2 separate regions of the Homo sapiens genome follow, and region 1 is linked to region 2. A link is an interaction called in ENCODE POLR2A ChIA-PET data of the cell type or tissue named here. Cell type or tissue: OCI-LY7. All regions are shown on one strand. Each heading gives the region's core, and the rest is flanking DNA. Links, peaks and the distances in the headings are about the cores only. Region 1 overlaps STX18 (syntaxin 18). Region 2 has its middle 44 kb from the start of NSG1.

Region 1 (5,304 bases), core at 23-5,022, 110 kb before region 2:
TCACTTTCGTTGATGTTTAATTCTCACTGAGACAATGAGATGGCTTCCCAAGTCACGCCTCTTTCTTGATTCTTTTTTAATTTGCTTAGGCATTTACAGAGTACATTAAATAGTAAGTAGAGTTCAAAGCTGCCAGATGCTGTTGTGCTCACAACACAGACTTTTGTTGGGGAGGTTTTTATTAGAATGCTGACGGACCACTTGGAGACTCTGATGGAAGCAATAGGCATTCTTGCCAGAAAAATGTACATACACAAAATTCTATATGCAATTTCACAGAGCTCCTGAGTCCCCCACACAAATCTTGGGTTAAGCAGCCCTATAGTAAGGCAGAAATCATGCCCTCTACCCTTAAGGGCATATACATTCATTGAGAGACCTAAAAAATGCACAGGAATATTTAACAAAACCTACATTTACATATGAAACCATCTAACCTTGGGCTATTTATTGCCTCTGAACCTTAGTTTCTTCACGTGTAAAAATCAGGAAACTCGGAATTGCTATTGTAATTACTAGCAGTACATATGTAAAGTGCTAGCAGAGTACCTGCACGCAGTAGGCACTCAGTCTCTCAGTCAGTGGTCACTATCTTACCAAAACCAGTGGCACAGACTTTAGGTCTGGTAAGGCCTTTTAGCACACTTCTGTGTGGTAGTTCCCAGGAGAAAGGCATCTTTGTGGCTAGGAGTCATAGGTTTCCTGGAGACAGAAAGTTTGACTCATTGTCTAAGGGACCCTTAGAATGTGAGTGGCCAAGGGGAGAGGATGGGGCACTACAGGCTGAAAAGCAGCACAGGTTCAAGCAGGGAGGAGTGTGTGATTTCAGTTGTTTAAACATGTTCGCTGAAGGTCAGCTTGAGCATTGGATGCTGTTAACACAGATGGGGTCAGCACTCAAGAAGTGGCTGCGTCAAATACTATCCTTAAGTGTTCTGATAAACCATAAATTATTTGACTATAGATTTTCTACAGGTTTAATCTTTCACTCTTGCGAAGCCTGATACATCTTACTGTTTTAAAAATGTAGTGTCACTTGGCACAAGACTTGTTTTATAGCTGTGTTTTAAAAAATACTCTCAATAAAGAAAGTGTTGTGAGGAAGCTGATGAATTGCTCTTTAGGATAATTGAGTGCGAAGGCCTGAACATTGTCTTTTTCTGTTACAGCTCACAAGGAGATACATTCCCAGCAAGTGAAGGAGCACAGGACCGCTGTTTTGGATTTCATTGAAGATTACTTGAAAAGTATTTCATTTTCTTTTAAAGGTCAAATGTAACATTTCACAATAGATGTGATGCAGAATTTAGCTTTGCTAGCTGAAGACTGTAGTATCTCATTATATTTAATGATGGCTTTGCCTGAGAAGCTGTTTTAAGCAGTCTCTCTTCTGGTATTTTCTTCTGCAACAGGAGTATGTAAACTTTACTCAGAACAGAGAGCCATCCGAGTTAAAAGAGTGGTGGATAAGAAAAGATTGTAAGTATTGCTTTCATTGGTGTTTCTTAATTAATAATAGTACTACTAATAATAGCAGTTAAAGTTTGTAGAGCACTTACCCTATGCAATGTACCGTGTTTGAACTTCTTCGCAAAATGCCATAGCTGGCGCTACCGGGCACTCACTGTGTGCCAGGCAGCATGCCAGCCACTTTATTGGCCCACAACAAACCCCCATGAGGCAGGTACTGTTTCCTCCCTCATTTTACAAATGAGGAAGTTGAGGCTCAGGAGGCTTGGCCACTCACCCTAGATCCCACAGTCCCACAGGTAGCATAGCTGGGGTTTGAGCCTAGGCTGTTGGTCCAAAATCTGTGCTCTTGCCCATTTTGTCTCTTAACCCGATGAGGCTGGCACATCTTGAGCCATTTTACCTCAATCTCTTTGACCCCCATACCCCTTCTTGTCGTCCCTGAAAGTGTATTCCTGAGAGAAGAGCGAGGGCACAACAAGCAGGCCACCACAAGGCTGTCCTCAGGTCACCTGTGACAGACTTGCTCGATGCCACATGCTCTGAGTGCACACCTCCCTCCAACCCCACTACCTGTCCCATGCAGGCACTATTAGGAGCCCTGTCAGCAGGTAAGGACGCTGACGCTCCAGCAGGGTAAATGACTCATCCAAGGCCACAGGAAGCAGGAGGGCCAGGCTCCTGTATTTTCCATGGCGCCTGCCTGGTTTCCCCTCTGGGCTCACATGAGCATCTGGAATGCAAGAGCTGTGTCCTCACAGTCGTTCCCGCTGCAACTCAGCCAGTCTTGGAGATGGAATACATCAGTGAGCAAGTATCCAAACCTGGACCATTTCTAGACTAGCTTTAGAAAGGTTTTAGGATGTTCTTTCAGAAGATAACATCACATAACTGTTTGGGGACACATTTTCTTTTTTGTTTTTTTTTGTTTTTTTTGTTTTTGAGACAGGGTCTCACCCTGTCTCCCAGGATGGAGTGCAGTGGCACGACCTCCTGGGCTCAAACAATCCTCCCACTTTAGCCTTCCGAGTAGCTGGGATTACAGGCATGTGCTACCATGTCTGCCTATTTTTTAATTTTATTTTATAAGGGTGGGATGTCACTATGTTGCCCAGGCTGCTGTCAAACTCCTGGGCTCAGGCAATCCCCCTGCCTCCCAAAGTGCTGGACTACAGGCGTGAGCCACCATGTCTGGCCCACATTTTTTAAATTCTTACTGTGTCAGGGGTCCCCAGCACTACTCTCTGGTTCTAGGATTCACTAAGAGGTCTCATGGGACTCAACATACAGTCCTGCTCCTGGCTATGATTTGTCACACTGAAAGGATACGAAGCAAAACAGCAAAGGAAAAGGCATGTGGGACAAAAGTCCAGAGGAAACCAGGCATGAGCTTCTAAGAGTACTCTCCCAGTGGAGTCACACAGCATGTGACCTATGACAACACGTGAAGTGTTGTCTACCAGGGAAGCTCATTAGTAACTCATTGCCCAAGGATTCTGTTAGGGGCTGGTCACATAGGCACCTCACACCTGGCATCTACCGAAACTCTAGACTCCCAGGAGGAAAGCAGGTGCTCAGCACTGAACTGCATTCAAACCGCATGTTTTGCAAAACAGTTCAGGCACGGCGAGCTGTTTTTATCAATTAGGATGGCATGAACTCTGCCAAAGTCCAACTTCTCAGATGCCAGGCAAGGGTTAACCTTGCAAGCAGGCCTTTCTAAGGATAGCAGCCTCAGGCCTACTACATGAACCCTTTTCTGCACATTTGTGAAACAGATGTGAAATTGTTAATGCCAACAAATAGAAGCATTTGTGGAAGATAGTAAGCAGATCAGTCAAGTTATCTGTCAGCAACAGCTACTATTATATAATGCACTGAGAGGGTAGCTTGAGAGAAGCCATAGATTAAGTCTTTGTGCTTAGAGAGCTTAGAAGCAGGCTGGGTTGCTATTAAACATGAAAAATTAGTCAGCTTAATCAGGATATGTCATAATTAGTGAAATCGGTAGTAAGCTCAGAGGGGGAAATGGTACGATCAAGTGGCATAGTATAATGCCTAAGAGCCAGACTCTGCAACCAGACAGCCTGTGTTTGAATCCTGGCTCTGCCACTTTCAAACTGTGTGACTTTGAGCAGGTTGCTTAACTTTTCTGGGCTTTTGTTTCCTTACCTATAAAATGGGAAAACTCATAGTACCTAACTTGTAGTGCTGTTGTGAGAACAAAATGAAGATACAGATAAAACACTTACAGTGAGTTAATAAATGTTAATTTGTACTATTATCTACCACTAAGCATTTACCATGTGCCAGGCAGTATATTATTTTATTTCATTAATCCTCAAAAAGCCACCATATCTTTAAATATTAGTATTTCATTTTCTAAATTAGGATATTGGGGCTCAGCAAATTTGGGTTAGCTGTCCAGCATCACAGCTGAATCAAGATTTGAATCTCAGGGTAATTGGAGCAGATTTCTCAAGCAATGGGGTTTGTGTTGGCTGTCAAAAGAAAAATATCTGGGTGTGTGAATTAGAGAGATAGAAAGCAGTCCAGACTTGGGGAAGAGTTTGAACTGAAGATCTGGGACACGATGAGACCAGTTAGCTCCAAGACATTACGGAGAAGGAGGTAGGCCTCTGATGATGCGTGATTTGTCATCAAGATGGTGTGGTGGTCACTGGGTCTCACACTCACCAGGGAGAGGAATGCGGATTTCTCCTTCACTATCCCAAGTGGACTTCACAGGTACCCAAGTAAAGTAAGAAGAGATTTTTGCTGCTACCTTAGTTCTTGTTTCTCAGCAGAGGCCTTGACTAAAATACAAATTAATATCAGTCAGATGGGAATTGTTCTCATTTAGACAGCGAAGTATAGCCTTGTCTCCTGCCACATAGTTAGCTGCCCTGTGCCAATTACTTTGCACAAAAGACCTTGAGGGAAATAATGATGTGACCCTTCACAATGTAGTTCAGCACCCTCCTTCTTGTCCTTTCCTCATCTTTAGGCAGAAGGCATCTGCCTAAAACGTACATGTGATTTTATCACTCCCTTGCTTCCATGTCTTACAAAGGCTAGACAGCATGGCATGTGCCTGGACAACAGCCACAGTAACTCACCACAGTAGTGTGACAACTCCTGAGCTTGTCTATACTCTGTCCAGCGAAATGAGACCACTGATTAAATGGCAGTGTCATTTATGCTATGTTTCTAGATGCTTACTCTTCATTTTTGTACTTATCTTGTAGCAGACCAGTAACAAACAGTCCATGGTCTGGTTCTGTTCCATGGACCACACTTGGAGTAGCACTGGGTTAGAAAGTCACCTAGTATGTAGTGTATGCCCAGTAAATATCTGTTCAGTGAGTGAGTAGTGGTGAAGGTGGCTTCATTGAGGTAGTGTGAAGCATCTCCTGCTTTGGGGGTCCACGGTACCTGTGCCTGAGTGGACACATTTGTCTGAAAGCTAGTTTTAAAATTATAGTACTATGATATTATATATCAAAAATATCTTCTTTCTACCCAGAGCCTTTGCTGGAGGCATAAAAGAAGGACAGGCGTACCTCGGAGATATCACAGGTGTGGTTCCAGACAGCAACAAAGTGAATATCACAATAAAGCAAGTCACAAAGACATTTTGGTTTCCCAGTGCATATAAAAGCTATGTTTATACTATAAAGTGTGCAATAACATTATGTCTAAAAAAAATCATGTGCATACCTTAATCAGAACATACTTTATTGCTGAAAGTGCTAATGTTTGTCTGAGCCTTAGGTGAGTTGTAATCTTTTTGTTGGTAGAGGGCCTTGCCTCAGTGTTGATGGCTACTGACTG
Region 2 (5,451 bases), core at 318-5,317:
AGAGACAGACCCAGAGGAAGGAAGGCCATGTGACAACGGAGGCAGAGACTGGAGCGATGCAGCTACAAGCCAAGGTGGGCCAGGACCACCAGAAGTGGGAAGAGAAGAGGAAGGGTCCTGCCTTAAAGTCATCAGAGAGAGGACGGCCCTGCCAACACCTTGACTTTGGACTTCTGGCCTCCAGCACTGGGAGAGAATACATGTCTGCTGCTGAAGGCCACCCAGCTTGGGGTCATTTGTTCTGGAAGCCCCAGGACACTGACACAGGGCTTATGGCTGTCAGGGCAGGCAGGACGGTGTTGGCCAGGTGGCTGAGATGCAGCAGAGCTGGGTACATGTGGGCATCAGGGAGACTGGACTCAACCCCAGCTCTGCCACCCGGAGCTGACTGGCTTTGGATCAGCTATGTAGCCTCTCTGTGCCTCAGTTTCCCTTTCTGTAAGTTGAGGATACTAATAAGTGCCCCGTGAGGCTGCTATAAGAGTTGAAGGAGATGATGCAGCAAACTAACACAGGAACAGAAAAACAAACACCGCATGTTCTCACTCATAAGTGGGAGGTGAACAACGAGAACATGTGGACACAGGGAGGGGAACATCACACACCGGGGCCTGTTGGGGGTGGGGGTTTAGGGGAAGGAGAGCATTAGGAGAAATACCTAATGTAGAAGATGAGTTGATGGGTGCGGCAAACCACCATGGCACATGTATACCTATGTAACAAACCTGCACGTTCTGCACATGTACCCCAGTATAATAAAAAAGTATAATAAAAAAGAAGAAGAAAAAAAAATGGGAGGAGATGATGAATGCCTGCAACACCGGCCTCACACACAGTAGATGCCCAGATATTGTCATTCCTTTTCTTCTCCATTGCCTGGGCCCCAGCCTCATAACAGCCTGGGTTCAAGGCCAACTCTGCCCACCTCAGCTATATGACTCAGCAAATCACAAACCTCTCAAAGCCTCAGTTTCCTCATTTGTAAAAGGGCGCTATTAAGAGATCAAATGAGACATTGCATTCAAAGTCCTTCACCTGTTCCCCAGCTCATAGGAAGATCTCATCTGAAAGTGGTTAAGCAGTCTATGGCCATACCACACTGAACGCACCGGATCTCATTTAAAAGTGGTTAAGCAAGCGGCCAGGCGCGGCGGCTCACACCTGCTTTGGGAGGCCAAGGCAGGCGGATCACGAGATCAGGAGTTAGAGACCAGCCTGATCAACACGGTGAAATCCCGTCTCTACTAAAATTAGCTGGGCTTGGTGGCACGCACCTGTAACCCCAGCTGCTCAGGAGACTGGGGCAGGAGAATTGCTTGAACCCCGGAGGCTGAGGTTGCAGTGAGCTGAGATCGTGCCACTTCACTCCAGCCTGGGCGACAAAGGGAGACTCCATCTCAAAAAAACCAAAAACAGACAAAAAAAGAAAGCGGTTAAGCACATTGAAACTACTATATGTTGAAGGACTATAGACCTGTAACACTTTGCCCTTCAAAGCGGGGTCCATGAACCACGGCATGGGCACTGCCTGGATCCTGGATGGAAGCGCAGAATCTTGGCCCGCCTTAGAGCAGATGAATCAGAGTGTGCCCGTAATGAGACCCCCAGGTGAGCTGTATGCACAGGATTCGGCGTTTCCAACCTCTCACCGCTCTCAGATGCACCCAGGAAAGTGCTTTGATCACAAAGTCTCAGACCTCCACCTAGGACGAGGTAATGTGGATTCACTAGGGACAGAGCCTGGGAAGCTGCGTGCTCAACAAGCTCCCGAGGTGATTCTTCTTACCTGGACGCCTGGGAAACACCTAGCAATGAACCAGCAGGAGGAGGCTGGATAGCCTGGCCAGGAGTTTTGTTGATCATGGTAGCCTGGCCAATTGGGTGGGCATGTGGCCTAGGGAAGGGTTAAAGAGACCAGATGAGAACGCTTGATCCTTGGAGATCAAGGCTGCAGTGAGCCGCGATTGCACCACTGCACTCTAGCCTGGGCAACAGAGTGAGACCCTGTTTCAAAAACAAACAAAAAAAACACACACACAAAAAGCCAGGTGTGGTGGCTTATGCCTGTAATCCCAACACTTTGGGAGGCCGAGGCAGGCGGATTGCCTGAGGTCAGGAATTCGAAACTAGCCTGGCCAACAAGGTGAAACCTCATCTCTACTAAAAATACAAAAAAATTTAGCTGGGCATGGTGGCACGTGCCTGTAATCCCAGCTACTAGGGAGGCTGAGACAGGAGAATCACTTGAACCCAGGAAGCAGAGGTTGCAGTGAGCTGAGATTGTGCCACTGCACTGCAGCCTGGATGACAGAGCGGGACTCTGTCTCAAAAAAAAAGAAAAAGAAAAAAAAAGTACAGTACAGCTAGGAAGCTAGGAGCCACTGATGAGGGCGAAAGTCCTGGAGGGGAAATTCAAGAAAGGATGAAGGACGGTGAACCAATCCAGAGCAAAAGTAGGGCCTGGTGCGGTGGCTCATGCCTGTAATCTCAGCACTTTGGGAGGCTGAGGCAGGTGCATCACTTGAGGCCAGGAGTTCGAGACCAGCCTGGCCTCGTGCCAGGCCTCGTTCAAGCCAGCCTGGTGAAACCCCGTTTCTACAAAAAGTATGACAAATTAGCTGGGCATAGTGGTGCACACCTGTAATCCCAGCTACTTGGGAGGCTGAGGCACACGAATTGCTGGAACTTGGAAGGCAAAGGTTGCAGTGAGCCCAGATCACGCCACTGCACTCCAGCCTGGGGTGACAGAGTGAGACTCTGTCTCAAAAAAAAAAAAAAAAAAAAAAAAAAAAGCAAAAACTGCCGGTTTTGTCTGGATTATACAGTACAGCTGGCCTCACACACAGCAGGCATTTTGTTGATCACGGTCGTCTGGCCAATTGGGAGGGCATGTGGCCTGGGAGAGGGATAAAGAGATCCGGTGGCAAAATGTCCAGCACACAGAGGGAGGAAGAGTAGTTCCCCAGAGATGTGCTGAATGAATGAATTAGCGAGTGAGTAAAGAATGAATGAATGAATGATCAAATGGCAACAGAACCCTAGAAAAGGATGGAAACCTCTCAGGATTCCTCTAAGAGTGTCCTAGCCCCTTGGGGCAACAGTATCTGCACAGCCAAAGCCTGTGCTTCATCTCTCGGCCTGCATTTCCTGCCCAAATTTAGCTAATAGGCATGTGAGTACCTAACACACACCAGGCTCTGAACTACACACCATGGCATCTGTCATCGCGTTCAAGCTCCTAAGCCCCACCACAGCCCTCCCCGAGGTAAATAATCCTCATCTACAAGAGGTACCCTCCTGCCTCCCTGTTTATTACCTTTGTAGCATAGTCTGTTCTCTGAAATTACCGTATTCATTGTTTGCCTCCTTGTCTCCTCTAGTAGAACATAAACTCTGTGAGATCAGTGTCCTGGTGACACGGCTGGGTCCGTAGCTCTGGCATCTTCATCTATCTCTCTGTTTCCATCATCACACTGCCCTCTTCTTTGTGTCAAATCTTCCTCTGCCTCCTGTTTATAAGGACCTTTGTGATTGTATTTAGGACCCACCCGGATAATCCAGGATAAACTCCCTATTTCAAGACTCTTACTCCTTCACATCTACAAAGTCCCTCTTGCCATACAAGGTTCCCTTCACGGATTCCAGGGATCAGGTCCCAGAAAGCTCCAGAGCCATGTCCAGATGACAACACAGGACCTCACAGAAGGCATCCTTCATGGTGCCTGCTGGAAGCCAGGTCCTGAAGGGTGTTATCCGCAGCTATTGCCTGCCGAAGGAGCTGCAAAAGGGAGCCTCCGGTGACTCGGGCAGTGGGGATGCAGCGGGCTGCAAGGAAACCACTGAAGGATGGAGGGCCAGGTGTCTGCCTACCAGGGCCATTGCACAGCTAGTAGTGAACTTCAGCGCTGCCAGCTATGGAAGACTGTTTTGCTTTCTTTACAGCACCCCCTGTCTTCATCCATATTCTGATCCTTATAACAGAATGCCAGAAACTGGGAAATTTATAAAGAAAAGAATTAATTTCTTACAGTTCTGGAGGCTGAGAATTCCACAGTCAAGGGACTGCATCTGGTGATGGCCTTCTTGCTGGTGGGGACTCTGCAGAGCCTCAAGGTGGCACAGGGCATCCCATGGTGAGGGGGCTGAGCGTGCTAGCTCAGGTCTCTCTTCCTCTTGTGAAACCACCAGTCTCATGACAACCCATTCATCCATTAACTCATGAATGCAGTAATTCATTCATGAGGGCAGAAGCCTCATGACCCCTCTTCTTAAAGTCCCACCTCTCAATACCGCCACATTAGGGATTATGTTTCCTTTCTTTATTTTTTATTTTTATTTTTTTAGAGATGGGGTCTTGCTATATTGCCCAGGCTGGCCTCAAACTCCTGCTCAAGCCATCCTCTTGCCTCAGCTTCCCAAAGTGTTGGGATTACAGGTGTGAACCACCGCACTTGGACAGGATTAAGTTTAAACATGAGTTTTGGAGGGGACAAATATTCAAACCATAGCACCCTTCTAAATCACAAACACACTGGGGGAGCCAAGAAGAGCCTAGTGCAGGAGAGAGGCCTGCACAGGGTGAGCAGGAGAGAGGAAAAGTCCAGCCCACTCCTCCATGCCCAAGACCTGGGGCAGGGGAGAAGTTTTAAATCAGACGAGAGCTCTCAGGCTTGAGAGCCAACTGGACCTGACTTTGAATCCCCAGATAATGGCACATTTCACACTGTCTCTCCGGAGCATGGCTGGAAGGGCTAAGGGATCTGCAGGATTTCATCCTGAGATGGGTTGAAAGGGACAAAGATGAGAAAGAACTTGCTTCCATGACCCTTCACTGTGGCCATTGTTCAATAAACTGACTTTGCTCTCATCCTCCCTCCTGGGGGGCTTGAGCAGGCCTCACTTTAAGAAAAAGCTGAGGCCAGGCCCGATGGCCCATGCCTATAATCCCAGCACTTTGGGAGGCTGAGGCGGGTGGATCACCTGAGGTCAGGAGTTCGAGACCAGCCTGGCCAACATGGTGAAACCCCGTCTCTACTAAAAATACAAAAATTAGCTGGGTGTGGTGATGGGCGCCTGTAGTCCCAGCTACTCAGGAGGCTGAGGCAGAAGAGTGGCGTGAACCCGGGAGGCTGAGGTTGCAGTGAGCCGAGATTGTGCCACCGCCAGCCTGTGTGACAGAGTGAGACTCTGTATCAAAAAAAAAAAAAAAGAAAGAAAGAAAGAAAAAGAGAAAGCTGATAATAACACCAACCACCCACCCCCGCCACTACACACACCCCATAGGAGAGCAGCAATTCCTTCCTTTACGAGAGGATTCTCCCTGGGCATGCATGACGTGCCAGCTGAGCCTGGGAAATCTGGCCTACTTGGCAGCAGCCACATGGCCATGGATTCTCACCAGCCTGACCGTAACCAGTCTTTTTTTTGTTGTTGTTTTTGAGACTGAGTTTC

What was found. Peaks named below come from ENCODE experiments on the same cell type or tissue, not always from the same donor. Only the 100,000 strongest peaks of a DNase experiment are listed, where the experiment ranks them.
Region 1: POLR2A ChIA-PET joins it to region 2 with 11 read pairs; 2 of 35 experiments call an interaction of 5 or more read pairs at or near these places.

The regions. Positions count from the first base shown.
Region 1 is chr4:4,453,366-4,458,669 of GRCh38, reverse strand. It overlaps STX18 (syntaxin 18), which reads left to right. Exons shown (of 11, transcript NM_016930.4): 4 at 1,170-1,247; 5 at 1,413-1,479. Among named protein-coding and RNA genes, the nearest start is that of STX18-IT1, 26 kb to the left of the region's middle. In OCI-LY7, for the core only: no CTCF peak of the experiment used is centred there; a DNase peak (open chromatin) is centred at 3,039; H3K4me3 peaks cover 1,346 bases; H3K27ac peaks cover 2,216 bases.
Region 2 is chr4:4,340,811-4,346,261 of GRCh38, reverse strand. No RefSeq gene overlaps it. Among named protein-coding and RNA genes, the nearest start is that of NSG1, 44 kb to the left of the region's middle. In OCI-LY7, for the core only: a CTCF peak has its summit at 3,957; DNase peaks (open chromatin) are centred at 561, 1,151, 3,151, 3,841 and 2 weaker places; H3K4me3 peaks cover 2,209 bases; H3K27ac peaks cover 3,876 bases.